2 separate regions of the Homo sapiens genome follow, and region 1 is linked to region 2. A link is an interaction called in ENCODE POLR2A ChIA-PET data of the cell type or tissue named here. Cell type or tissue: A673. All regions are shown on one strand. Each heading gives the region's core, and the rest is flanking DNA. Links, peaks and the distances in the headings are about the cores only.

Region 1 (15,074 bases), core at 2,950-10,949, 120 kb after region 2:
TGGCCTGTAATCCCAGCTACTTGGGAGGCTGAGGCAAAGAATCACTTGAACCCAGGAGGCAGAGGTTGCAGTGAGCCGAGATCGCGCCACTGCACTCCAGCCTGGGTGACAGAGTAAGACTCTGCCTCAAAATAAAAATAAAAATAAAAATAAAAACGGGAAAAAAAAAGAAAACTGAAGCTCATAGTGATTAAGTAACCTTCTCAAAGTCACACAGTTAATACATGGTAGATTTGGGATTTAAACCCAGATCAGCCAGACTCTAAACATTGTACTTTTAATCCTAATGCCATACGTTTTCTTCCCAAATCCTGAACCAATTGCCCATGACTGTGATAATGGTTGTACAGATCCGTGAGTATACTAAAAACCATTGAAGTGTGTGCCCTTTAAATAATTGTATGGTATGTGAATTATATCTTAATAAAGCTGTTTCAAACCATTAACAAAAAATAGTAAAATCAGGATACAGGGTCCTTGGGGTTTTACTCATACACAGACTGGGACTAGAATAAAAAGGAAAATTGAATTCATTTTGGATAGAAAAATGAGTATTTTTCAAATGGAAAGATTTAGAACCTGTATATAAATACATGACACATGCTAAAGTTGGACCTAAATAATGAATAAAATGTAGATCAAGAAATATCTGTGAGGCCAGGCATGCTGGCTCGGGTCTGTAATCCCAGCAATTTGGGAGGCCGAGGTGGGTGGATCGCTTGAGCCCACGAGTTCGAGACCAGCCTGGGAACATGCAGTTCGAGACCAGCCTAGGAACGTGGTAAAACCCCTCTCTACAAAAAATACAAAAATTAGCTGGGTGTGGTGGTGCGTGCCTGCTGTCCCAGCTACTCAGGAGGCTGAAGTGAGAGGACCACTTGAGCCTGGGAGGTCCAGACTGCAGTGAGCCATGATTGTGTCACTGCACTCCAGCCTGCACAGAGCCAAGAACCCGTCTCAAGAAACAAAAGGAGGGAGGAAGGAGAAGAGAGGGGGAGGGGGGAGAAAAAAGAAACATCTGTGGGTAATGATGATGTCACAGTGATCCCCTTATCATCAAGTCAACGTTTTGGCAAGAGAGAGGTAACAACATGATCATATTGTTATTCACTTTTAGCAAGGGAGCAGCACAAAATGTGGGCAATAGCATAAAGTTTTTTGGAAAAATGTAATGAAGTTAATGGTCTCCTGTACAGCCTTGGGAGGTATAAATGCAGCCTCTCTAGAGAGCAACTTAGCAATGAGCATGATGTACCCACTAGCTGAGCAATCCTACTAATAAAAATCCACATTTAAAAAAAATCATGTTGTGCACCCAGATTTAGTGACACGTATGGTCTTACAACACGCTTAATGACGGCAGAACAAGCAAAAACAAAAATAATGTAAATTATAGTACAGTCAGACAATATTGTTAATAACAGCTGATGTTTATTAAGTGCCAAGAATTATTTCTATGTGTTAGCTCACTTAATACTTACAGCAACCCTAGAAGTTAGTAAGAATGTTATAACTATTTTCAAGATGAGGAAACTAAAACCCAGAGGAGTAACTTCCTTCAGGTCACACTGCAGCAGTAACTGAAGCCAGGATTTGAACCAAGGCAGTCTCAACACCGCCACTTCGTGTAACTACAAATGTTATGCCACACGAGAATAAGTACTTGGAAATATACTCACAATATATTAAGATAGAAAAAATCAGATCACAAAATAACCATGTGATCCTTTTCTGTTTAATGCATTTAAAAAGAGAGCGATGGAAATGACATGCCCTAGAGCTTAACAATAGGTACTGCTGGTATTACAGTTGATAATTGTCTTCTTTATACTTTTCCATATTTTCCAAATTTTCCACTGCAGGATGATTTTTTTAAATGACCTTCTTTAAAAAAATAAGTGAAAAGATGATTATTATTTAAAACACTGCAAAAAAGGACAAGTAACAAAAACCATGGAACCAGCAGTTAAATCTGCTATTGGGGTTGCTGATTCCAGAGAAGTGGTAGATGCCAACCAGGCAGTGGCCAGTAAGAAGTATATGAAACAGTGACAGGTGCTAAACAGGCATCAACTAGCATCCGGAGAAGTCCGGGGGGAGGGCAAGGAGCACGGTACATAGCTCTGAGGTAATGGCAGTATCAAGGGAAGGTTTTGCTGGTTTGTTTTGAACTTGAAGGAGATTTGATCAGTGTTACAATCGAACTAGAAACAGTCAAGGATGGAGAGATGGATAATGAGAGGGAGGTCTCAGACGATAAGGACTGAGCCTTAGAAAAAGGGAAAACTTCGTGTGAAACAGCCGAGAAGGAAGAAAAGAAGTCATACAGTGATCTTTGAGGTGGAGACAGAAAAAACTGACAGACTTTAATTTGGTACCCTCTAGCTTCTCTAAGAAAAAAAAAAAAAAAGATGTCATCTTCCAAACTAAAAAAAGGTGATTCTGGGTGCAGTGGCTCATGCCTGTAATCCCAACACTTTGGGAGGCCAAGGCAAGAGGATTGCTTAAACCCAGTAGTTTGAGACCAGCCATGGCAACGTGGCAAAACCCCATCTCTACCCAAAAATTTTTAAACAGCCAGGCATGGGGGCATAATCCTGTAGTCCCAGCTATTCAGGAGGCTGAGGTGAGAGAACCACTTGAGCCTGGGAGGTGGAGGCTGCAGACGAGCTATGATCACACCACTGCACTCCAGTCTGGGTGTCAGAAAGTTAGACCCTGTCTCAAACAAAACAAAACAAAAACTAAACTAAAAATGTGGTATTAGGTACAGGGTGAGAAGCAGGGTTAGTAGGAAAAGTGCTAGAAAGCAACTGGATTCACCTTTTGCCAGAGCTAGCAGAAACCATCAGCCTAATCATCAATTGACCACAACTTCTCCTCTGGACAATTCACATTACAGACATAAATAAGAGTATTGCAGTAAGTTGGAAAAATCGTTTATTATTCACAGTTAACATGTACATAAGCTATGCCACTCATAACTGAAGAACCCATGGTATGCCTGGAGACTGTTACCCTACCGGTAATTCCAAGGATAACAACCACTACCACAATCCATGAGGCTGACGTGATAAGTGCCATTACTTTTAGATGAGATGCATAGGCAAAAGAAGCACTAGGCTTCAAGCATAAATTTCTAATTTGACAATAAAAACTAGTTTGCTATGAAAATTCAAGTTGTGGCCGGGCACGGTGGCTCACGCCTGTAATCCTAGCACTTGGGGAGGCCGAAGTGGGCGGATCACGAGGTCAGGAGATCGAGACCATCCTGGCCAAAATGATGAAACCCCATCTCTACTAAAAATACAAAAATTAGTTGGGCATGGTGGCGCGTGCCTGTACTCAGGAGGCTGAGGCAGGAGAATCGCTTGAGCCCAGGAGGCAGAGACTGCAGTGACCTGAGATCGCACCACTGCACTCCAGCCTGGGAGACAGAGCGAGACTCAAAAAGAAAAAAAAGAAAATTCAAGTTGTAAAGATCTCAAATTCTGTATAATTGAAAAGTTTTCTAAGACAAGCCAATTGTTACAAAACATGGTATTTTTAACACACATACAGAGATCTCCAGAGATGTAAGTGGCTTTAAAAAATAAGTAGCAATAATAATAGTAATAATAATAATAAATAAGTAGCCATTTCTTCATGTGTGAGGATACAGTCACGGAAATAAGAATATAAGATACAGAGGTAAGAGCTGAGTACTGTTTAATACGTGGCTGGCTTCACTTGCATGCCCAATGCTTTACATGCATTACCGCATTTCATCCCCAAAACAATTCGGAGGCAGGAATTCTTCGGGTTCATTCAACGTATTTACTGACTGCTAGTTCTGTGTCCCAGGAACTAATCTAAACCTCAGCATACAGCAATGAACAACAACAAAAAAATCCAAAAAATCTTGCCTTCTTGGAAACTGTATCCTATTTCAGTGTCTGTCTTAAGGGGCTTGAGTAATTTCTCTATGGAGTCAAATAAAGTGGGTGGCAGAGATGGAACTCCAATCCAGGTATGTCAGATCACAGGTACACAGTCTGAATCATTCAAACTATGATTCTAGCATATGTAACTGCTGCTCAATAGAGAGAAAAAATAACTTCTACATTTATCTGAGTTTTTCAATAATAAATAGTACTTATTTGAGAATTTTGAATATTTTGTTGTTTTGCTTATACTACTGCCCTCCCTATAGGAAATGACCTGTCAAGAAAAACTAGCACTAATCCTCAGTTAACGTTTCTTTCCATTCACTTTATAAATTTTAAAGCAAAAAATCCTGAGACAAAAGCAATCTGAAAGCCTCTTCATCTGCGCCCTAAAATTATTAACCGAAGAACTATTCATACTTCAGCAAACTTCAATCTTCAGTTAACATGTTTCTTTCCACTTAATAAATTTTAAAACAAAAAAACCTGAGCTAAAAGCAGTCTGAAGACCTCTTCATCTGCTCCCTAAAATTATTAGCTGGCGGGACACGGTGGCTCACACCTGTAATCCCAGCACTTTTGGAGGCCGAGGAGGGCAGATCACGAGGTCAGGAGTTCGAGACCAGCTTGGCCAACATGGGGAAACCCTGTCTCTACTAAAAGTACAAAAATTAGCCAGGCATGGTGGCAGGTGCCTGTAATCCTAGCTACTTAGGAGGCTGAGGCAGGAGAATCGTTTGAACCCGGGAAGCAGAGGTTGCAGTGAGCTGAGATCATGCCATTACACTCCAGCCTGGGCAACACGGTGAGACTCCGTCTCGAAAAAATATTAATCAAAGAACTATTCACACTTCAGCAAACTTCTTAAAATATTAGAGGAAACTCTGCTAGTACTTTATTGAAGATTTTGGCATCAACGTTCCTAAGAAGTATTATCTGTAGTTTCCTTGTAGTATCTTTGTCTAACTTTGGTGTCAGTGTGATGTTGGCCTCATAGAATGAGTTGGAAAGGGTTCTCTTTCTCCAGTTTTTTTTGTTTTTGAAAACTTGAAGAATGGTATTAGTTTTTCCTTAAATGTTTGGTAGAATTCACCAGTGAAGCCATCAGGTCCAGGGTTTTTCTTTTCTGTCAGGAGATTTTTGATTACTCATTCAATCTCCTCACTAGTTACAGGTCTATTCTGATATTCTGTTTCTTCATTATTTAGTCTTAGTAGGTTTTGTGTTTCTAGGAATCTGTCCATTTCATCCAGGTTATCCAATTTGTTGGCATTTGTTTACAGTACTCTTTTAGTTGCATATCCACGTTAATGGCAGCATTATTCACAACAGCTAAAATGTGAAAGTAACCCAAGTATCCATGGATGAATGAATGGATAAGCAAAATGTGGTATATGCATACAATGGAGTATTGTTCAGCCTTAAGGAGGAGGGAAATTCTGAGACATGCCACAACATAAACCTTGAAGACATTATGCTAAGTGAAATAAGCCAGCCACCAAAAAGAAAAATACTAAATGATGCCACTTATATGACGTACTTAGTAGTCAAGATCATAGAGACATCAGTAGAATCATGGTTGCCAAGGATGGGGAAAGGGAAGAAGGGAGAGTTGTTATTTCAGCTTTACAAGATGAGTATATTTTCAGCTTCACCAGATGAAAAGAGTATGGGAGATGGATGGTGGTGATGGTTGCACAACATTATGAATGTATTTAATACCACTGAACTATATACTTAAAAATGGTTAAAATGATAAATTTGGGGTATGTATATTTTACCTTGATTTTAAAAATTGGAAAAAAATATTGTAGAAATGGGGATGGCTGGAGAAGAGCTTTATCGCAAAGACTCATTTTTTCACTTGTACTTTCATTATCTGAATTATTTAATATGCAAACAGATCACTGATAATATGCACATAGACTCATATTATTATTATCTTTCCCTTAACAAGTTAATTCCTGTTAGAATTTTCCACCAGTGTCTGGTGTATCTTGGGTGCTGTTCCCATAAAGAGTGGTTCGTCAACCCCAACTGGACCCTCTCTGCATGTAGGTGAGGCTTGTGAACTAGCAGGCTTTACTGCAGGGTAACTCCTGCTTGTGCAGATACGGAGAGCCTTAAATATCGGGCTCTGTTGATCTCTTTCCTGAAGCCATTCGATTTCTTAGAAAAGAGTCCTTCAGTCTCCTAGGTGAAGTGTATAACTCCAATTGTCAGTGCTCTGCAAACAAGTGGAAAAAGGACATGGACAGAAATTAAAGACAAGGAAGTGTATCTCCTGATCCAGTAGGTCGACTTTCGCTTAATCCCCATCTGTAGTGTACTCCTCTTCTGTACTCTCTTCAAATCTGGAGTTTCACTGATTCAGTTTCTCTGACAATCAACTGACCAGCTTTTGTCAAAATGAGGGAGGGGTACTGAATTACTAAGGTAGGGGTCAGTGCTGCGGATAATGCCACAAATGTGACCACGTGTATAATTTTAAATTTTCTAAGCAGCTTCATGAAAAAAACTAAAGAGAAAGCTGAAAATAATTTCAATACATCTTATTTAACCCAATGAATACAAGATGTTAATATGTAATATAAAAATTATTAAGATATTTTACACCTTTTTTTCCAAATATAGTATTATTTTAAAGTTACAGCACATCTTAATTAGGACTAGCCACATTTCAAGTGCTCATGGCCACATGTAGCCTAGTGGCTGCCATGTTAGACAGCACAGGTCTAAGTGATGCTGTGGTAACAACCCCAACATTTCAATGGCTTAGCACAACAGAAATTTATTTCTGCCTCATGTAATATGTCCAACACGGGTATGCAGGGGCCATTTCCAGTTATTCAAAGAGCCAGGCTGACCACCTTGTTCCTGCATCAAATGAATCCTATGACCAGGGATATCCTAGGCAAGAAAGAGAGCAGAGCATCTTCATGGGCTTTTCACTATGCCAACTCAGAAGTAACACAACCTCCCTCAAAGTCCACTGGCCAGCATCAGTCACCTGATCCCATCTAACATCAAGGAGCAAAGGAATTAAATGTTCCCATCAGCCTGGGACTAAAGAAGACCTAGATGTGGACGAGCACTAAGAAGTCACTGCCACAGGTAGGCACTTGGCCGCGTGGGTGGGTGTGAGGCACAGGATCTCAGTCCTAGATTCCAGGGTATCGCTATTTCATATACAGATTTTTAAACCAGTGTTTGGCCTGAACTCTCATCTCCAGTTACAGATAAAACCAGTGCCTGCAAATCTCCAGCCTTGAGAGAGGTAAAGACTGATTTGCTTCTTCCATGTCCCTCTACAAGCCAAATAACAAACAAGTCTTCATTGGAACGAACAGTGGGCACATTTGAAGATGCAGATGGTGCAAAGGGCCTATAGCGTAAGGGTTGAAGTGGACAAGCCCTGATGAAGCCCTGATGAACTTGAAAATGACCAACCAGACCTCCCTGCTAGGAAACAGCCTCACTCACACAGAAAAAAAACTGCTGAAAATTAAAACAGAATTGAACAGGAAAAGGTTCTCCAGAAACAAAGGAAAGAGGAGGCCCACATAAAAGTGAGGGGCAGTAGTAGAAACAGGAGACCTCAAAGGCAATCTGTGTTTCATAACGGAAAAATAACTCTGTGAAATTAGAAATGCTATCCTGAGTCACTAGGCTTTCTTCCAAACATTCAGGAAAATGAACTTCCAATAAAACTGACCCATGGCAAAGTTTTCAGATCCAAATCTCATAGAAGTTATTATAAGAAAATGGGGAAGGGGCTAGGCATGGTAGCTCACGCCTGTAATCCCAGTACTTTGGGAGGCCGAGGCGGCAGACCACGAGGTCAGGAGTTCAAGACAAGCCTGGCCAATATGGTGAAACCCTGTCTCTACTAAAAATACAAAAATTAGCCGAGCATGGTGGCGCGCACCTATAGTCCCAGCTACTCGGGAGGCTGAGGCAGAAGAATTGCCTGAACTCAGGAGGCAGAGGTTGTAGAGAGCCGAGATAGCACCACTGCGCTCCAGCCCAGGCGACAGAGTAAGACTCCGTCTCAAAAAAACAAACAAACAAAAAAAAACAGTGAAGGAATCGGGAACAAAACAACAAAACAACATCCTCCTTACAGACAAATACATCATGCTAGAAGGCCAGAAACACAAAGGAGATTAAAATTAGAACCTACTATTAGTATTTCAAAATGAGCTAAAAACATTAAGAAAATTATATAAAGCATGAAAAACAACATCAGAACAGAAGAAACTCAGAAATGTGAGAACATGACTCAGTAAGTAATTAGAAATTTAAAAATTTATTTGAGAAATGAAGAATAAAACCCAAGGAACACAAGAATGAATATTACAGATAATGCCTTCGAGAAATTGAAAGTAAGAAGGAAGATAATTCTAAAAACCAAAAACGAAATGATGAAATAATAGGATTCTAAAGAAAGCAACAAAAATTGTTCCTATTTCTTATATAACAGGAATCCCTGGAGAAAGCAAAAGCAGGAGAACAAGCAACACTAAAAACTGTAATCCAAGAAATTTTTGCCAAAATTAAGAAAAAAGAGCTAATGCAGCCCATACTCTCAGCATTGGGGAAGCTGAGGCGAGAGGATCACTTGAGCCCAGGAATTAGAGGCCAGCCTGGATGACATGCCAGGACACCAGAAAAAAATTAGAAACTACATATTTAAGGCACACATTGCATACTGGAAAATACTGGGCCAAAATAATCAATACCAAGATATAGTAAAATTGCAGGATTTTTAAGGAAAAAATAAACTTGAGCATCTAGGCAAAAACATCAAGTAATTTATAAGGGAAAAAAACTACATTAACAACAAACTTTCCAAAGCAACATATTATACCAGAAAATAAAATACTCAAGGAAGGAAAATGAAAGCCAAGAATTTTATGGCCAGTAGAACTTTCGAGTATAAACATTATACATATTATCAACATACAAAAACTCAGGGAATATTGTTCCCATAAGCCCTTCTAGAGATATCTACTAGAAAATGAGTTTGAGAGAACCCATGTAGATAGAGGGATACTGACATAGGAATAGAGGTGAGCGCTAAATAGTTACCTGTCGACTACACAGGGACGAAGAGGAACAGAATACAAGGGCGCATAATGGGTGTGCGTTCTAATGGCAACATGCCCTGGTGATATATGGAAGACAACTGCACAGGGAATGGGGGGAAATGGAGAGCGCATGCAAAGAATGGTTTTAACTGGTTTCAACCCATGGTGGATATATTAGTATTGTTGTTTTGTAACTGTCAGAGACATAATATGTGACAAAATAAACGAGTAATTATCAAATATTCTACCACACCTATGTCCTTGAAAACCAGGATTCCGAGGGTAGTACCTCCCAGCACTATCCACTTAGAATTAGAAACGAAGACTAACTCAGTAGCAATAAGCATTAGAACACCCCAACAGTCCTGGCAGTGGTTTTGAAATACCATTTCCCACTGAAAAAAACCCAAGGCTTCTTGGAGATATTCCAGGTGTGAGGCAGAAATTGTAAAAGATGTTCCCGGAAAGTCTCATTTTATAAGGTAGTGAGGGGACAAATCACAGACTATGAGTCACTTTAGAAGGACTCAGAAGCCTACCAGAAGAGGCTGCCCTTGGCCAAAAACGAACAATTTGAGCTTTAACAGGTGTAAGAATTACAATGGACTGAACCCCAACAAATGAGTTCATAACAATTCAAAAAACAAAAAGGAAAGAAAATCACCTTCAGAGAAGATAGGGAACCAAATTCATTATTTTTAAAATTGTTACAATTCCAACTATATGACATTTCTGGAAACAGCAAAACTATGAAGACAGTAAAAAGATCAGTGCCAGGGGTTGAGAGGAGGGAGCGATAAATAGGCAGAAAGCACAGAGGATTTATAGGGCAGTGAAACTATTCTCTATGATACCATAATGGTGAATAGACATCACTCTGCATTTAATATATAATATAACCCATATAATGTACAACACCAAGAGTGAACCCTAATGAAGCCTAAAGACTTTGCGTAATAAGGACATGTCAACATAGGTTCATCAATTGGAAACAATGTGCCACTCTAGTGGGGGATGTTGAGAGTGGGGCAGGCTATGTACATGTGGATTGGGGGGATATGGGAACTCTTCGTACTTCTTCAATTTTGCTGTGAACCTGAAAATGCTCTAAGAAACAGTCTGTTTTTAAAAACTGCCAGTAAAAGGAGAGAACAAGCATGTATCTTGTCTTTCCTATTCCCTGGAGAACTAAAAGGCATACAGCACTGTAGGAATATGCTGGTAATCCCATTCCTAGGTACTTAGCTGGTGAAATGTAACCTATGTGCAAGCAAGAAATGTATACATGAATGTATAGAGCAGCTCTATTCATCATCGCCAAAAACTGGACACAACACGTAAGTCCTTCTAAAAGTGAACGAATAAAAAACTGGCACATCCATCCAATGGAATGATAATCAACCACAGAAAGGGACAACACTCTTCACACATGCAACAACCTGGATGACCCTCAAAAGGCATAATGCTAAATAACACAGTCTCAAGAGGGTACTTCAAAAAGACAAAACTAGAGTGACAGGAAACAGGTTGCTGGTTTCCAGAGTTGGGGTGAAGTAGGGGTGTGACTGCAAAGGGATAGCAGGAGGTTTTCCGGTGACTGAACTGCTCTGTATAATGACTTGTAGTTTGTTATATCTATAGATGTGTTAAAATTCATAGAACTGTATATCCCCAAAAGCTCTATTTTTAGGGTTTTTTTTTTTCTTTTTTGCCCTGGAGAGCAGTGGCATGCTCAGAGCTTACCACAACCCTCAAATTCCTGGGCTCAAACAATCCTCTCATCTCAGCCTCCCGAACAGCCAGGACTACAGGTTGACACCACCACGCCTGGCTAATTTTTCTAATTTTTTGTACAAATGATGTCTCACTATGTTGACCAGGGTGGTCTTCAATTCCTGGGCTCAAGCGATCCTCCTGTCCCTGCTTTTATTAATTTTTAAAATAAAATTTAAACAAAAGTTTGTCAGCTAACAAATGATAACAGAATTAGACTATCATACATTTGCAAACCCCAATGAAGACCTAATCAGCATTCAGCATCAAAGCTACTAAAATAATATCACAGAGACACAACCACACATTGTGTGTCTCCTAATATAATAGCATACTGACTGCCTGTAAGATAGACAAAAGCCCTTGAACATCAGAATCTGATCACACCTCTTGGTGTAGCTGCCAATTTGCAGGAAATACAGAGACAGAGAGAAGCTGAACTGTACCATGGGAACATAATTAGAAAAATCCAGACCATAGGAAACTCTACAGGTCAAATAGGCAAAATTCTTCAACAGATAAATGAGAGGCAGGAAGGGGAGAATCCATCCATTAAAACAGACTTAGAAGACATATTAAGACACACAAAAATACAAGCAACAAAGGGAAAAACAAATATAAACTGAACATCATAAAAATTAAAAATTGTGCTTCTGGCCGGGAGTGGTGGCTCACGCCTGTAATCCCAGCACTTTGGGAGGCTGAGGCGGGTGGATCACTTGAATTCAGGAGTTTGAGACCAGCCTGAGGAACATGGCAAAACTCTGTCTCTACCAAAAATATAAAAATTAGCAGGGTGTGGTGGTGTGTACCTGTAATCCCAGCTACTCGGGAGGCTGAGGCAGAAGAATCACTTGAACCCGGGAGCCAGATGTTGCCGTGAACCAAGATGGCACTACGGCACTCCAGCCAGGGCAACAGAGCAATACTCTGGCTCAAAAAACAAACAAACAAAAAAACCAAAAACGGGCCGGGTGCTGTGGTGGTTCACCGGCAAGGTGGGTGGATCACCTGAGATCAGGAGTTTAAGACCCGCCCGACCAACATGGCAAAACCCCATCTCTACTAAAAATACACACACACACACACACAAATGTTGTGCTTCAAAGGGCACCATCAAGAAAGTGAAAAGACAACTCAAGGAATGGGAATGGTAGAAAATTTTTGTAAATCATGTAACTGATAAGGACTTGTATCTGGAATATATAAAGAACCATTGAAATTCAACAATAAAAAGAGAAATAACCCAGTTAAAAATGAGCAAAGAATCTCAGACAGTTCTCCAAAGAACATATGCATATGAGCAATAAGCACATGGAAATATGCTGAACGATATCAGTAACAAGGAAACACAAATAAAAAACACGACAAAATACTTCAGACCCACCTGAGTGGCTATAATAAAAAAATAATAACAAATGTTGCCAAGGATGCAGAGAAGCTGGAACTTTTATAACCTGCTGGCAGGGCTGTAAATGGTGCAGCCATTTTGGAAAAGAAAACCAGTTCTTCAAATGGTTAAGCACAGAGTTGATTCTGTAATTCTTTTCCTATATACCGAAGAGAAACAAAAACATATTTCCACACAAAAACCTGTACAAATATGCTCATAGCAGCATTATCTGGAACAACAGCCAAAAGGTGAAAATAACCCAAATGCCTTATCAACCAACGAATGAATACATTACTCTACACAATAAAATAATATTCAGCAGCCAGGCGTGTTGGCTCACGCCTGTAATCCCAGCACTTTGGGAGACTGAGGCGGGTGGATCACCTGAGGTCAGTAGTTCAAGACCAGCCTGGCCAACATGGTGAAACCCTGTCTCTACTAAAAAATAATAATAATACAAAAATTAGTCGGGCGTGGTGGTGGGCGCCTGTAATCTCAGCTACTCGGGAAGCTGAGACACAAGAATCGCTTGAACCCGGGAGGCGGAGGTTGCAGTGAGCCGAGATCATGCTACTGCACTCTAGCCTAAGAGACAGAGTGAGACTCTGTCTCAAAAATAATAATAATAATAATATTCAGCAACTAAAAGAAATGAAGTACTGATACGTGCTATATGGATGAGCCTTGAAAAAATGTGCTAAATGAAATATGCCAGGCACAAATATGCAATTCCACCTATATGAGGCACCTCGAACAGGCAAATTCATATTAGACAGAAAGTACTATAGTGGTTACCAGGGGCAGGAAGGAAGGAATACTACAGAGTTATTGTTTAATGGGTAAAGAGTTTCTGTTTGCGGGTAGGCGTCCTGGCTCACACCTGCAATCCCAATACTTGGGGAGGCTGAGGGGAGAGGATCGCTTGAGGCCAGGAGCTGAGGCCTAGACGACAGAATAAGACCCTGTCTCTTAAAAAAAGAAAAAAGAGAAAAAAAAAAAAAAAAAGAGGTCGGGTGTGGTGCCTTACTCCTGTAATCCCCGGACTTTGGAAGACTGAGGCAGGAGGATCACTTGAGCCCAGGAATTCAAGACCAGACTGGGCAACATGGCAAAACCGCATCTCGGCAAAATAAAAATACAAAAATTAGCTAGGTGTGATGGCACGCACCTGTAGTCCCGGCTACTTGAGAAGCTGAGGTGGGAGAATCGCTTGAGCATGGGAAGTGGAGGTTGCAGTGAGCTATGATTGTGCCACTGCACTCCAGCCTGGGTGACAGAGTGAGACCCTGTCTCAAAAAAAAAAGGGAGGGGGGCCTGTTTGGGATGATGAAAAAGTTCTGAAAATACATAGTAGTGATAATTCCATGACACTGTAAATATACTTAATGCAACTGGAATTGTATACTTTAAAATGGTTAAGATGGTAAATTTTATGTTATGCATATTTTATAATTTTAATAAAACAGGAGAGGAAAAAAGTCAGGAGACTGATTTTTTTTGCCTTCCCTATCACTGAAATGAGATTTTTCACAATGAATGAACGACTCATAATAAAAGAAGATCAAAACAGATAGGTGAGCACAGGACTCAATATGAGTTCAAGTTCTTTTGTTCCAAGACAGGATTATAATTTACAATTCAAATACTGAGAAACATTCAGGGAAGATAACTGGATCCCTATAAGTAACCTGTGATGAATCAGAGAAACGAAAGATTACTGAAGATGGGCAGGTTTGGTAGCCATCCTGATTTGGGTAGCAGGTGAGAGATGGAAATTCTGGAAACTGAAAACCAGACAAAGTTTGACCATAAATTGAGGCAAAATTCCAATGGTGATTGTAAAGAAATAATCTTTGTACATTTAAGGAAGTGATAATATCAAAACTGTAGCACTTCACAGTTTAAAATCAGTTTTCACCCACATTGTAACTGAATTTCAAGCAATCTCATAACTTAAGTAATATCCTTCTTCCATTTTATGGGAGATAGGGTTCAGACAGGACAAGTGGTTTGTCAATGAGTGGAGAACTAGGATTCAAACTCAGGCCATTGCTTCAAATCTCTTAACTCTTTCGGTGAATTGACGTTACATGAAATAAGTTGAATGGACCAAAGCTCACAGTTCCACCTTTGGAAAATAGAAAACAAAGAGCAAATTAAATCCAAAGTAAGTGGAATAAAAGAAATAAAAATATAATAGTATCAATGATACTGAAAATAGGAAATCAGTAAGAAAAACTAAAAGCTGGTTCTTTGAAAAGATCATAAAATTGATAAGCCTTTAGCTAAGCCAATTAATTAAAAAGATGACACAAATAGCTAGTATCAGAAATGAAAAAAAAGATCACTACAGATCCCTTCTAAATGTACATTAAAAGGATTATAAAGGAATATTATGAACAAACATGATTAAAAATTTGATAATTTAGATGACATGGATCAATTCCTTAAAAGACACAATATGCCAAAACTCACACAAGAAGATATAGATAATCCAAATAGGCCTATATCTATTAAAGATATTGCATCAGTAAGCAGTAACCTTCCAAAACAGAAAACAACAGGCCCAAATGAGTTCTGCTGAGGTGGGTGGATTGCCTGAGGTCAAGAATTCAAGACCAGCCTGACCAACATGGTGAAACCCCGTCTCTACTAAAAATACAAAAATTAGCCGGGCATGGAGGTGTGCGCCTGTAATCCCAGCTTGTAGGGAGGCTAAAGCAGGAAAACTGCTTGAATTCAGGAGGCAGAGGTTGCAGTGAGCCAAGACAGTGCCACTGCACTCCAGCCTGGGCAACAGAGTGCAACTCCGTCTCAAAAGGAAAAAAAACCACAACTATAGAACAGTATCTTGATAGAGATTACAGAAGCGTATGCACTGTCAAAACAGAT
Region 2 (15,074 bases), core at 2,610-10,609:
CACTTCTCACCCATTCTAAGAGTGCCCGCTCTCCCTGGGGATCCTGAAGGGAAAGTCTGCACCTCCACATCCACACCCTGAGCTTGAGTGCAGCACCCGGCACCCAAGAGGTGCTGAGCTGTACTGTGCCACAGAGATCATTGCCACTTTCAACTCTGACGAGCTCTGTTCTGGGAGCTGGCTGCCTGGGGAAGGGCTCTCTGACCACTGCCACTGACCCCATGGAGTCAGCCACTGGGTCTGTGAACTGGGGCTCTGTCAGCATGAGTGTCCCCCCGCTCCTGGGACCACCACAGTACATGCTGGTGAAGGGCCAGGATGGAAGGGCTACCTATCAGGTGTGCGGGATGCTGAGTGTGACCCCCAACCACCTTGCATGACCTTGATGCGGTGGCCATCCCAGAGAGGACACTGCTCCACCCAGCTGCTTACCTTTCCTTAGGACAACTGTTTGAAAGTCCCTTTCTAGAATGGTCCTAATGGGCATGGCCAGGGAGCTGGTCCCTCATGTAAGTAGCAACTGGGCAGGCTGCCAGGGCAGCTGGAATGGGGCAGTGGAGCTGTGTTCACAGAACGCTTGTCAGGAGCCAGGCACCTGGTGCTTCTCTGCCCACTTAAAGGAGGGCATTACGATCGCCATTGTATAGATGGGGAAAGAGAAGCTCCCTAAGTGCCTCACTCAGGGTCACACAGCCAGAAAGTGTGAGGGATTCGAACCCAGGATTCTCCAGCCCCAGCTGCACGTTGGTAGCAGGAGAAACAGCGAGAGCTTTCTGGCTCTGTGGCTAACCTCACCAAAGGGAATCCATGCAGACAGCTGCAGTGCACACGGTGTTTTCCCCACACTCTGGCTGTTAGTTTTGTTGGCTAAAACAATCATCACCCTGGAGCTGCTTTTCACAGTTCTAGATTGTGGTGGGTTTCTCAGCCTCTCTGCTGGCTCGGGGAGGCTTCGGGAAGGTGGTGGAGCAGGTGCCCTCTTTGCAGGTAGGGATTGTGAAACATTTGCTCTGGAGCCCAGGGATGAATAATGCGGAAGGCTCTCTTCTCAGGATAATGGATTCCAGAATCCCAGCACTGCTCCGGCAGGAGGCGAGGACCGGTGGCTCTGCACTGGCACCCCCTGTTGACCTGGGTGTGGCTCAGCAGCCTTCTCCTCTGGCTTGTTTTCCAGTAACTGGTGCCCCTACCCAATGTCCAAGCTGGTCACCTTACTAGCTCTTTGCAAAACAGAGAAATTCCTCATCCACTCGCAGCAGCCGTGTCCGCAGGGAGCTCCAGACTGCCAGAAAGTCAAAGTCATGTGAGTAGGGGAGGGTGGGCCATTTGCCCAGGCCTGGAGCGGGCCCTCCCTGGAATCACTGAGCCAGCCCTTCTCCTCTTCCAGGTACCGCATGGCCCACAAGCCAGTGTACCAGGTCAAGCAGAAGGTGCTGACCTCTTTGGCCTGGAGGTGCTGCCCTGGCTACACGGGCCCCAACTGCGAGCACCACGGTAGGGCTCCCTGCGGCCCCCTTCCCCCCTTGACCTCTGATCCCCAAGGTCAAGCAGCTCCTCTGACCACTGGGGTCAATAACTAATGCTTTCTTCTGCAGATTCCATGGCAATCCCTGAGCCTGCAGATCCTGGTGACAGCCACCAGGAACCTCAGGATGGACCAGTCAGCTTCAAACCTGGTGTGTTGCTTTCCGGAAGGGGAAGGCAGGCAGGCTGGTGGGGCCCATGTAGCCAGCTGGCCCTTTTTCCTGTGATACAGCAGTGCCATTTCAGGGAAACCTTGCCTCCAGAATCAGCAAGGCCTGCTCTGTGGCCTGTACCACCTCCCACCTTGAAGGCCAGGCTCACAGGGCCCCCAGCGGCCTACTGGCCAAGCACACACACCCTTTTCCTTCACCCCATCTTCTGGGAAGGACTGGTTCATCTGGCACTTTCCTTGCCCCGCTGAACCACACAAGCCCTTGTGCCTGGAAAAAGCATTCTCACCCTTTCCCACAGCCCTAACCAGAGCCAGGAAGTCATGCTGTCCTTGGTCTTGGAGTCAGCACAGGAAACCCACCAAGAGACACCATTTGCAGCAGGGCCCTTTAAGGCTGGGCCCAAGATTGAGAAAGTAAATGAGTTTCATTATGTGGTGAAGTATTTATTGACAAGGGCTGCCAAGAATGAAGTTGTGAGGCCATGTGCATGTGCTGAGGAGGGGAGTGTACCATGATTGATTAGTCATGTCTGCTGTAGGTGTAGGAGGCAGGGTGAGGGCTCACTTGCTATGCATTTGCCCTCCAGGGGTTTAAGGCTTCTAAGCTCCTGCTCAGAGGACATCAGCAGCTAACTTCCCTGCTCTCAGCCTTCAACTCTCCTTCTCTGAACCTTGTGATCTTCCCAGGCCTGGTGAGTTAGCCCTTGACATTTATGTCTGCTGTGTATTTAGGCCACCTTGCTGCAGTGATCAATGAGGTTGAGGTGCAACAGGAACAGCAGGAACATCTGCTGGGAGATCTCCAGAATGATGTGCACCGGGTGGCAGACAGCCTGCCAGGCCTGTGGAAAGCCCTGCCTGGTAACCTCACAGCTGCAGTGATGGAAGCAAATCAAACAGGGCACGGTGAGTGGCAGGCTCTAGGGGCTGAGGAAGAGCCTGGTCACATTGAGGGGAGGAGGGGAGGACCCCGCTGGTCCCAGCCTGGGAGGAGTGTCTGCTCCTGCAGGGCTTGTGTCACACCACATGTCTGTTGCAGAGTTCCCTGATAGATCCTTGGAGCAGGTGCTGCTACCCCACGTGGACACCTTCCTACAAGTGCATTTCAGCCCCATCTGGAGGAGCTTTAACCAAAGCCTGCACAGCCTTACCCAGGCCATAAGAAACCTGTCTCTTGACGTGGAGGCCAACCGCCAGGCCATCTCCAGAGTCCAGGACAGTGCCGTGGCCAGGGCTGACTTCCAGGAGCTTGGTGCCAAATTTGAGGCCAAGGTCCAGGAGAACACTCAGAGAGTGGGTCAGCTGCGACAGGACGTGGAGGACCGCCTGCACGCCCAGCACTTTACCCTGCACCGCTCGATCTCAGAGCTCCAAGCCGATGTGGACACCAAATTGAAGAGGCTGCACAAGGCTCAGGAGGCCCCAGGGACCAATGGCAGTCTGGTGTTGGCAACGCCTGGGGCTGGGGCAAGGCCTGAGCCGGACAGCCTGCAGGCCAGGCTGGGCCAGCTGCAGAGGAACCTCTCAGAGCTGCACATGACCACGGCCCGCAGGGAGGAGGAGTTGCAGTACACCCTGGAGGACATGAGGGCCACCCTGACCCGGCACGTGGATGAGATCAAGGAACTGTACTCCGAATCGGACGAGACTTTCGATCAGATTAGCAAGGTGGAGCGGCAGGTGGAGGAGCTGCAGGTGAACCACACGGCGCTCCGTGAGCTGCGCGTGATCCTGATGGAGAAGTCTCTGATCATGGAGGAGAACAAGGAGGAGGTGGAGCGGCAGCTCCTGGAGCTCAACCTCACGCTGCAGCACCTGCAGGGTGGCCATGCCGACCTCATCAAGTACGTGAAGGACTGCAATTGCCAGAAGCTCTATTTAGACCTGGACGTCATCCGGGAGGGCCAGAGGGACGCCACGCGTGCCCTGGAGGAGACCCAGGTGAGCCTGGACGAGCGGCGGCAGCTGGACGGCTCCTCCCTGCAGGCCCTGCAGAACGCCGTGGACGCCGTGTCGCTGGCCGTGGACGCGCACAAAGCGGAGGGCGAGCGGGCGCGGGCGGCCACGTCGCGGCTCCGGAGCCAAGTGCAGGCGCTGGATGACGAGGTGGGCGCGCTGAAGGCGGCCGCGGCCGAGGCCCGCCACGAGGTGCGCCAGCTGCACAGCGCCTTCGCCGCCCTGCTGGAGGACGCGCTGCGGCACGAGGCGGTGCTGGCCGCGCTCTTCGGGGAGGAGGTGCTGGAGGAGATGTCTGAGCAGACGCCGGGACCGCTGCCCCTGAGCTACGAGCAGATCCGCGTGGCCCTGCAGGACGCCGCTAGCGGGCTGCAGGAGCAGGCGCTCGGCTGGGACGAGCTGGCCGCCCGAGTGACGGCCCTGGAGCAGGCCTCGGAGCCCCCGCGGCCGGCAGAGCACCTGGAGCCCAGCCACGACGCGGGCCGCGAGGAGGCCGCCACCACCGCCCTGGCCGGGCTGGCGCGGGAGCTCCAGAGCCTGAGCAACGACGTCAAGAATGTCGGGCGGTGCTGCGAGGCCGAGGCCGGGGCCGGGGCCGCCTCCCTCAACGCCTCCCTTCACGGCCTCCACAACGCACTCTTCGCCACTCAGCGCAGCTTGGAGCAGCACCAGCGGCTCTTCCACAGCCTCTTTGGGAACTTCCAAGGGCTCATGGAAGCCAACGTCAGCCTGGACCTGGGGAAGCTGCAGACCATGCTGAGCAGGAAAGGGAAGAAGCAGCAGAAAGACCTGGAAGCTCCCCGGAAGAGGGACAAGAAGGAAGCGGAGCCTTTGGTGGACATACGGGTCACAGGGCCTGTGCCAGGTGCCTTGGGCGCGGCGCTCTGGGAGGCAGGTGAGTTCCTGGGCTGGGGAGACTGGACGAGCCTAGGAGGCCAGGGCCGGCTGCCGGCAGCTCTTCTGCCTCCAAGAGGGCCAGGAAGAAAGAGAACAGGATGGCCATCCGTCACCCCTACTAGGTCCACCTTCCCCTTGGCCCACCTGCTTCTCAGGGGTGTGGGTCTCTCAAGCTACCTGGCTTATGGGGAGACAGAAGTCACAAGAACCACCTGCTAGTGCCAGAGCCCGTGAGCGGCATAGCCTGGAGGCCACAGGCACAATAGTGCCGCCTACTGCTCCTGCTACAGAGAGGGCATCGCCTCCTGCCCTGCCAGGGCAGCCTTCAAGTCCCCCCATCTCATCTCTTCACCTCACCCCCTTCATTCCCATGTGCGTTTAAGCCACTGTATCTAGGAAGAATGTGGATAGGGACTGTGGCCACTTGCAGCCCCACTTAGTTCTGTTTCATTTTCCATGATTTTAGTTTTTTTTTTGTTTTTTTTTTCTTTTTCTTTTCTTTTTTTTTTTTTTTTTAAGATGGGTCTCACTTTGTCGTCCAGGCTTGAGTACAGTGGTGGGATCATGGCTCACTGCAGCCTAGACCTCTCCAGGCTCAGCTGATCCTCCCACTTCAGCCTCCAGAGTAGCTAGGACTTACAGGCATGTGTCACCATGCCTAGCTAATTTTTGTACTTTTTGTAGAGACAGGGTCTTGCTATGGTGCCCAGGCTGGTCTCAAATTCCTGGGATCAAGTAATCTGCCCACCTCAGCCTCCTAAAGTGTTAGGATTACAGGTGTGAGCCATGTGCCCAGCCTTGATTTCAGTTTCTTGCATCAACCACGATCAGAAAATAGGTGAGTACAGTACAATAAGATTTTGAGAGAGGGAGACACCACATTCATATAACTTTTATTACAGTATACTGTTATAATTGCTTTATATTTTATTATTATTGTCAATCTCTTACTGTGCCTAATTTACAAGTTAAACTTTGGCATAGGTATGTACATAGAGGAAAATAAATAGTATATATAGGGTTTGGTACTGTCTGAGATTTCAGGCACCTGCTAAGGTCTTGGAACACACCTCAGTGGACTGTACAGGGAAAGCCGTGGGCCCTGAAAGGAGCTCATTCCCTCTGCAAATACAGTTAACCTGTCTCATCGCTCTGTGCTAGTCCCCTTCCTGGGCTTTACCACAATGGCCCATCCCAACAGGTCAATGACACACTCATCAGCACTTCCATCTTACCTGAAACTGAGGCGCAAACACAAGTTTCCTGCTTGCACAGCTAGTGAGCAGCAGAGGAGCGCTGTCTTTAGGGTGCCGGTTCTTCACCTCCAGAAGGCCCTCCATGGCTGGTCCCTGCAGGGCCCTGGGCCTGGGAGCTGGCTTTGAGGCTGAAGGCATGTGCAACCAAGCTTCCCATCCCCTCCCTGAGTGTGGTCCCGGGAGGGGGACAACTAGGCTCTGTGTCTCAAGTGACTCTCTCTGCCAGAGGCTGGCCTTGGAGCTGTGGCCTCTCCCCACCCAGACACAGGGCTAAGTACAAGGCCACCATCTTGGCCATGTGCAGCCTGGCGTGTGGCAAGTCCAAGGCCTTGTTGAAGGTCCCGTCCCAGGCAGCCCCTGCCCCAGCTGACCCTCCCTATGGCCCAAGAGGCAATGTGGAGCAGTGGGAAGCACCCAGGCTCTGGCATCACTTGTCTGTTTCTTCCTCAGTAAAATGGCAGAATCCCTACCCATGTCAAAGTTTTGTTATGAAGACTGCTGCGTTTACCAAATACCTAGCACGAGGCTTACCTCATGTAGGAACGCAGTCAACGTTTTCCCATTTCCCCAGCATTTTCAGGGTTCAGGTTGTGTCCACCGACACTGACACTTCTCTCTTGTTTCCTCTCGTGCGTGGTGCAAGGCTTCAATATGCTGATGACTTTCAGAATTTGCCCCACGGTTTGGAAATGTGTTTACCACGACGATATTTATTTCAAAAAAATGTTGTTCTTAAAAACAAATTTCCAGGCCGGGCGCAGTGGCTCATGCCTATAATCCCAGCAGTTTGGGAGGCCGAGGCGGGTGGATCACTTGAGGTCAGGAGTTCAAGACCAGCCTGGCCAACATGGTGAAACCCCATCTCTACTAAAAATACAAAATTAGCCGGGTGTGGTGGCGGGCGCCTAATCCCAGCTACTCGGGAGGCTGAGACAGGAGAATCACTTGAACCCGGGAGGCAGAGGCTGCAGTGAGCCGAGATTGCGCCACTGCACTCCAGCCTGGGCAAGAAGAGCGAAACTGTCAAAAAAAAAAAAAAAATTAGCCCGGTGTGGTGGCAGGCACCTGTAATCCCAACTACCTGGAAGGCTGAGGCAGGAGAATCGCTTGAACCTGGGAGGCAGAGGTTGCTGTGAGCCAAGATAGCTCCATTGCACTCCAGCCTGGGCGGCAGAGTAGGACTCTGTCTCAAACACACACACACACACACACACACACAAACACACACACACACACACACACACACACACACCCCAAATTTCCCTTTATTTGTTTGTAGGAAGGCTGTAGGGCTTGAATGTGTGCCCTGCAGGGAAGCACACTCTGAGTTTGCACAGCCCTTCCCGCATCTTAGGGCCTGTCAGGCGCAAGGCTGGGTTGGGGTGGGGGTCTCTCTCTGCGGCGGAACTCCCTGCGCAGGCGCCCGGACGGAACGGCCGGAACGAGGGCCTAGCACCGGTAGAGGGCGCTGCGGGCCGGCCTTCCTTCGGCTAGGCAAGAGAACCACCTGCAGGGTGTTAGGGGAATTGCAGAGGCAGCCGCCGGCCTCTGACTTGGGCACAATCTTTTTTTTTTTTTTTTTTTTTTTTTTTTTTTTGAGACGGAGTCTCGCCCTTTCGCTCAGGGTGGAGTGCAATGGCACGATCTCGGCTCACTGCAACCTCCGCCTTCCGGGTTCAAACGATTCTCCTGCCTCAGCCTCCCGAGTAGCTAGGATTACAGGCGCCTGCCACCATGCCCAGCTAATTTTTGTAGTTTTAGTAGAGACGGGATTTCACCATGTTGGCCAGGCTGGTCTCTATCTCCTGACCTCGTGATCCGCCCACCTCGGCCTTCCAAAGTGCTGGGATTACAGGCGTGAGCCATTGCGCCCGGCATTTTTTTTTTTTTTTTTTTTTGACGGAGTTTCACTCTCGTTGCCCAGGCTGGAGTGCAACGGCGTGATCTCGGCTCACGGCAACCTCCGCCTCCCGGGTGCAAGCGATTCTCATGCCTCAGCCTCCCAAGTAGCTGGGATTACAGGTATGCCCCACCACGCCTGGCTAATTTTGTATTTTTAGTAGAGATGGGATTTCTCCATGTTGGTCACGCTGGTCTCGAATTCCCGACTTCAGGTGATCCGCCCGCCTTGGCCTCCCAAAGTGCTGGGATTACAGGCGTGAGCCACTGCGCCCGGCTGATTTGACACAATCTGAACACAAATGAGAAAGCTATTCTCAGCTGTCTAATTCTCAGAAAATCTTCCAGAACTAGAGAAAAGCAACATTTTTTTATTCACAAAGGCTTGCTGGATTGGGAGTCAAAGAGCTGAGGCTTGAGTTCCGGGACCCAAGTCAGTAATTGCTCAGCAAACTGCTCCTCTGAAGGCTTTGGTTTTATCACCTAAGAAATGGGGACCTTGTTTTAAACCCCTACAGAGGGAGCAAGTTGAGGAACCCCATGGTGGACATGACCTCGTTGGTGCCAAGGCCAGTGTCACAGCCAGGACCCAAGTAGGACTTACCTTTCCTGTGCCATCTCATGACCCTGTCCCCAGCTGCCCAACCATGCTGTCCAGGCAGCAGGACTGGCTTCTTCCTGGCTGTTTGTACACCCTCCACACATGGCAGCTTCCTCTGCTTCTGTGCCCGTGCATGGGCCTGGCACCAGTGTTCTGTCAGTGTTCCTGTCCTAAGGCTGGCCAAAGTGGTCCCTGCAGAGAACCAGAAGTCTAGAGATTCAAGGTCTGTTCCCAGGAGGCTTGGTAATTTACTAGTTGTGTGGTCTGGAGCAATAAGCTTTTTCTTTCTGGGCCTCAATTTACCCATATGTAAGATGACCAGCTTGGCCAGTAACAGTGGCTCACACCTGTAATCCCAGCACTTTGCGGGGTTGAGGTGGGAGGACCGCTTGAGCTCAGGAGTTTGAGACCAGCCTGGGCAACAGAGCAAGACTCTGTCTCTACAAAAAATAAAAAATTAGCCAGGCATGATGGCGTATGCCTGTAGACCCAGCTACTCAGGTGGCTGAGGTGGGAGGATTGCTTGAGCCCAGGAAGTTGAGGCTGCAGTGAGCCATGATCGCCAATGCACTCCAGTCTGGGCAACAAGAGACCCTTTATCAACTAAAAAAAAGAAGACCAGCTTGAAGGGGCTTCTCTTCCCTGGCTCCACCTGCTCTTTCCTTCTTTCTCCAAGGTTCTGTCTTCAACATCCAGGAGGATCCAGCCTTCATGGCTCTGCAGATACCTTCCCAGTGTTAGCATTATTATTACCTTGAGGATGGATATTTTCTCCCTCTCCCCTGAGTATCTCAAGATTCCTAGCAAGTGGTGGTCGTCTGGGAGTCAGAGACCCGTGTTCCTGTCCCAGCCTGCCATTTACAAACCATGTAGCCTTGGGCAGCCGGTGAAGGATTCAACCTGTTTTGTCAATCAGGGATACTGTCTCTCAAGGAAGTTGGAAGGAAAAGGGATCAAACGAGAAAGTGCTTTGTGGCTGGGCATGGTGGCTCACCTGCAAGCCCAACATTTTGGGAAGCTGAGGCTGGAGGATCACTTGAGCCCAGGAGCTCCAGATCAGCCTGGGCAACATAGTAAGACTCCATCTCTACGTTAAAAAAAAAAAAGGGCTGCAGTGAGTCATGACCACTGCTGCACTCCAGCCTGGGAGACAGAGTGAGTCCCTGTCTAAAAAAAAAATGAAAGTATTTTGTTAAAATGTACACCAGCTCAGACAACAGACTTGCATTTTCCTTCCTCTCTATTAGTGAAAAACAGAATTGGCCATCTAGCTTTTCTCCTGCAATAACACTGCTGTTGGGAATATCTAGGTTATCTAGAAATAGTGACCTATTTCCATTGCTAATAAGGTGAGGACGGTAGGTCTCAGGGTTTAATTTCCCACCCAATGGTGTAAGGGATGAATCACTAAGCACTGTCCTGTTATGTTTCAGGATCCCCTGTGGCCTTCTATGCCAGCTTTTCAGAAGGGACGGCTGCCCTGCAGACAGTGAAGTTCAACACCACATACATCAACATTGGCAGCAGCTACTTCCCTGAACATGGCTACTTCCGAGCCCCTGAGCGTGGTGTCTACCTGTTTGCAGTGAGCGTTGAATTTGGCCCAGGGCCAGGCACCGGGCAGCTGGTGTTTGGAGGTCACCATCGGACTCCAGTCTGTACCACTGGGCAGGGGAGTGGAAGCACAGCAACGGTCTTTGCCATGGCTGAGCTGCAGAAGGGTGAGCGAGTATGGTTTGAGTTAACCCAGGGATCAATAACAAAGAGAAGCCTGTCGGGCACTGCATTTGGGGGCTTCCTGATGTTTAAGACCTGAACCCCAGCCCCAATCTGATCAGACATCATGGACTCGCCCAGCTCTCCTCGGCCTGGGGCTCTGGCCAAGGATGGGCTGGAGGTCATTCAGTTGGTCTGTCTCTTCCCTGGAAACCTTCTGCAAAGATGGTGTGGTGTACGTGGCTTCCCTGTAACCACATGGGGCTTGGCCATTTCTCCATGATGAGAAGGACTGGAATGCTTCTCCGGGCAGGACATGGTCCTAGGAAGCCTGAACCTTGGCTTGGCATGCCTTCTCAGACAGCACGGCCTGGGCTCCAACTCTTCACCACACCCTGTATTCTACAACTTCTTTGGTGTTTTGCTCCTCCTGTGGTTGGAAACTTCTGTACAACACTTTAAACTTTTCTCTTGCTTCCTCTTCTCTTCTCCCTTATCGTATGATAGAAAGACATTCTTCCCCAGGAGGAATGTTTAAAATGGAGGCAACATTTTGGCCAACATTGGAAAGCACTAGAGGGCAATGGGATTAAACCAACCTGCTTGGTCTCTATTAGTCAGTAATGAAGACGACAGCCTGGCCAACCAAGGGAAAGGAAATTAGTATCTTTAGTTTCAGTCATTCCTTGTAGGATATGGTTTAGCTGTGCCCCCACCTAAAATATCATCTTGAATTGTAATCCCTATAATCCCCACATCAAGGGAGAGATCAGGTGGAGGTAATTGGATCTTGGGGGCGGTTCCCCCATGCTGTTCTTGTGATAGTTCTCACGAGATCTGATGATTTTATAAGTTTGATAGTTCCTCCTGTGTTCATTCTCCTTCCTGCCACCTTGTGAAGATGCCTTGGTTCCTCTTCACTGTCTGCCATGATTGTAAGTTTCCTGAGGCCTCCCCAGCCATGTGGAACAGTGAGTCAATTAAACCTCTTTCCTTTATAAATTATCCAGTCTTGGGCAATTCTTGATAGCAGTGTGAAAATGGACTAATACACTTGTGTTTATCTGTAATTTAAATTTCATGTCTTTTTCTCCTTGCCTTACATAGGGTAAAGACCAAGAAATGCCAAACGTGAACTAAAATATGTAGGGCCTTCAACTTTTTTACTTCCTCCAGTATCTTAGGACCATCGTAATTCTTGTTAGCATCTCTAACCAGGAGGCAGCTGAGGGAGGAGGGAAAGAAGACTGTAAAAATCCCCCTCACTAATGATCAACTTTGGAATAAAGTGATGCCCTTCAAATCTCTGCCTCATTTACTTCTGGAGGGCAAAAATAATTGGTAGAGTAGGTAAAAAAAACATGGGACAACGTGAAACTATGTGGGTAAATGTGACTGATTATTCCAGGCCCTGTTATGTAGAATGATTTCCGTTTATTCTATATAAAACACTTGGAAGTTTCCACACTAGGCAAAGATACTAATACTGGACTAGACAGTACAGCTCATAGCTGCAATTATTCCTGTAATATACCAGCATATGGTTTTCAAAAAAGTTCAGATCCTATAGCAAACTGGCCTGAGAAAACAGTCATCTAGCTATCAGAAACAAGGTTTTTTTTGGTATTAAGTACTCAAAATTTGTTGAATATAGTCTTCTCTATAAGAAAATCAGATTGCTGAGGCAGGAGAATCGGTTGAACCCGGGAGGCGGAGGTTGCAGTGAGCTGAGATGGTGACACTGCACCCCAGCCTGGGAGACAGAGCGAGACTCTGTCTCAAAAAAAAAAAAAAAAAAAAATCAGACTGGACTTCGTAGTGAGTTGCTTGTTGGCGTTAACAAGGTTATCAGCACTTCTCATTGTTTGCTAGGAGTTATTACTTCACTTGTTCCTCAGAATTTATTTAGCACTAAGTTTTGTGCACTCAATGTGCTAAAACATCGGTGTTAAAAGGAACAGTATGCCAGGCCACACTGCTCATGTTTGACCTGGGGTAAATCACAACCTCTCTTGAACTTTGTCTTTAGTGTGAGGTGGTTGATCTTACAGCTCTAATTAGGTATTCTGGCATTCTTTTTTGAGACGGAGTCTTGCTCTGTCACCCACGCTGGAGTGCAGTGGCGCAATCTCAGCTCACTGCAACCTCTGCCTCCCAGGCTCAAGCAATTCTCCTGCCTCAGCCTCTCGAGTAACTGGGATTAGAGGCACCCACCACTATGCCCGCCTAATTTTTGTATTTTTAGTAGAGACAGGGTTTCACCATGTTGGCCAGGCTGGTCTTGAATTCCTGACCTCAAATGATCCTCCCACCTCAGCCTCCCAAAGTGCTGGGATTACAGGTGTGGGCCACCACGCCTGGCCTCTGGCATTTTATTATCTTAACCACAGGTTTAAGTATCACCCACCCCCGGTGCAGCTCTCAGTTACCAAGACCAATTCTGCCCCAAGGCATGAAGCAGACGGCCACGCCAGAACAAAGATTAGAAGCCCAGTAGCAGGTGAGCCTTGCTGCTGCAGACTGTGCTGTGTCTTCTTTCTGCTCAATCATGCAGTGACTGGTCAGGCTCTGCTGTTAACAGTTGAGACATTAGGTAATGCAGTCTTATCCTTTGGAAGTTACTGCCCATAGTAAATGAAGTGAATTGATCCCTTCTGGAAGGGGTACATGTCATCCAACCCTCATACAGTTGGTCCTCTTTGAGAGGAAGATTATACATGAAAGTGCTAACGGGCAAGCTCTGCCAACAGCATGGATGTGTCACTCCAGAAGTTTCTGGGATGAGAACTAGAGAAATGGTTCTTCTGGACAGGGTGTTTTCCATGCAACAAAACATATATGACTGCATTTCACAAAACCTTAACATCAAGTTTAAGGGCAAATTTTCTGTTTAAACGGTCCTAAAATTAGGACCCCCCCCCCAGATTAGCAAGACTTCTGAAGTTCATCTGATAGACTTCCTGTCTCCACCTGGGTGGAGGCTCCTCCTGTCCTGCAAGCAGACCCCCCGTTACCCAGACCAGCGGTCAGCACCCTCACTGTGGCACCCAAAACACCACAATGGACGGAGCACACGGTGGTACCTGCAAACCTGATGTGGAAAAAATATTTTAAAATCCCCAAATTGGTGGCTCATGCCTGTAATCTCAGCACTTTGGGAGGCCGAGGCGGGTGGATCACCTGAGGTCACGAGTTCAAGACCAGCCTGGCCAATGTGATGAAACCCCATCTCTACTAAAAATATAAAAATTAGCCAGGCGTGGTGGCGGGTGCTTGTAATCCCCACTACTCGGGAGGCTGAGGCAGGAGAATCACTTGAACCTGGGATGCAGAAGTTGCAATGAGCTGAGATCGAGCCGTTGCACTCCAGCCTGCGCAACAAGAGTGAATGAAACTCCATCTCAAAAAAAAAAAAAAAAATCTCCAATTGGAAAACAAGAGACGGTACCATAAGTACATCAGGACATTTTAGTAATTCCTGAAAAATAGAAGGGATCAGGTCTGAAATGAAACAGCAACAGGAAATCATGACCCCAAACATGTGAGACTGCTGGGGAGATGGGAGTGATTTGGGCGGAGCCCCAAACTCAAACCCAGCCCTTGAGACATGTTGGGGAGGCAAGGGTTGAAAAACTAACTGTTGGGTACTATGTTCAGTATGTGGGTGATGGCATCAATCATACCACAAACCTTAGCATCACACAACATACCTAGGTAACAGATCTGTACATGTAGCCCCTGAATCTAAAATAAAAGTTGAAAAAAAACAATAACAAAAACCAACCCTAAAACAGTTCAACCATCACCACAAGGAAAAAAATAAACACACTTGGGGTCACTGTGTGCCAGAACTCCAGCCCTGCCGTCAGCCCTGAACCCCAGGTACACAGCAGCTGCTGGGCCTCTGGAAGCAGGGAGCCCCCATACTCTGACAAACATGCCCTTAACAAACCCACAGGGGCCAATCCCAAGTTGTCTGCAGAAACCACAACATAATGTCAAAGTCACTCCTACTGTTAGATTTTATTTCAGAAGCAGTGTGAAGAGGCTACATAGCTCGTGACATGTTGCTTAGAACTCTCCTTTTCTCAGCCTCTGCACCCTGTTATGTCTTTAGCTCAAAAACAGAAAAGCTCTCCCTGCTGTAGCCTGAGCACCACCCTCCTTCCATCCCCTCCATCAAGAAAGCTCCCCAAACCTGGCTTGACAATTACTCAGCTCTCTTGGAGCGGGTAGTGGACGTGGATGAATGCAGTAGGGAAAGCCAGAATCCTTTTGAGAAGGAAAGGGGAAATGAGGCCAGCATGGTGGCTCATGCCTGTAATCATAGCCCTTTGGGAGGCTGAGGCGGGAGGATCGCTTGAGGCCCAAAGTTTGAGGTTGAAGTGAGCTATGACTGTGCCACTGTACTCCAGCCTGGGTGACAGAGTGAGACCCTATCTCAAACAAACAAAAAACCCAACCACACCAAAATAACAATTAGCAAAACTTCAGTAAGGTCTATAGATTATGGTATTGTTGGTCATTGCTATTGTATCAATGTGAACTTTCCTGGTTCTGATAATTGTACATAATTGGTTAAGTAATAGAACATCCCTGAAGTATTTAGGGATAAAGGGGTATTAGCTCTGTAATTTGCTTCTAATAGGTCAGAAAAAAATGTGTGCATACACGATACATGGACATTACAAACATTACAAGATGAGTCTCTGTGATTCCTGTACACACACACACAGAATGACAAAGCAATTGTGCAATGTTAGCAGTTTATGAATCTGGGTGAAGGGTAAATGGCAGTCCTTATACTATTGATGAAACTTTAATGGAAGCCTGGAATCATTTCAAAATAAAACATTTGGCTGTTGAAATAAACTCAGATGGGCTGACAAAAGTAGAAGGTAGGATGAAACATATGAGAAGCATAGTAACAATTATGGAAGAAACATCTAGGGGACCTGAGATTTGTTCTAGAAAGTTCTAGAAAGAGAAAAGGAAAAGAAAGAAAAAAGGGAAGAAACAAAAGAAATAATGGGAGAAAATTTCCCAGGTCTAA

The links. ChIA-PET counts read pairs that join two places held together with the same protein. Peaks named below come from ENCODE experiments on the same cell type or tissue, not always from the same donor. Only the 100,000 strongest peaks of a DNase experiment are listed, where the experiment ranks them.
Region 1: POLR2A ChIA-PET joins it to region 2 with 20 read pairs; 2 of 35 experiments call an interaction of 5 or more read pairs at or near these places.

The regions. Positions count from the first base shown.
Region 1 is chr10:86,807,709-86,822,782 of GRCh38, reverse strand. All of the region lies in intron 1 of BMPR1A (bone morphogenetic protein receptor type 1A), which reads right to left. Among named protein-coding and RNA genes, the nearest start is that of BMPR1A, 59 kb to the right of the region's middle. In A673, for the core only: no CTCF peak of the experiment used is centred there; a DNase peak (open chromatin) is centred at 10,562; H3K27ac peaks cover 1,424 bases.
Region 2 is chr10:86,931,790-86,946,863 of GRCh38, reverse strand. MMRN2 (multimerin 2) reads left to right here. Exons shown (of 7, transcript NM_024756.3): 2 at 1,175-1,303; 3 at 1,388-1,494; 4 at 1,596-1,676; 5 at 2,429-2,602; 6 at 2,736-4,547; 7 at 9,739-11,324. The coding sequence ends at 10,121. It also overlaps a transcript of BMPR1A not described here. Among named protein-coding and RNA genes, the nearest start is that of MMRN2, 18 kb to the left of the region's middle. RefSeq lists enhancers at 1,647-2,220, 5,995-6,495, 6,925-6,974, 7,118-7,412. In A673, for the core only: a CTCF peak has its summit at 7,287 (motif pointing right); a DNase peak (open chromatin) is centred at 7,283.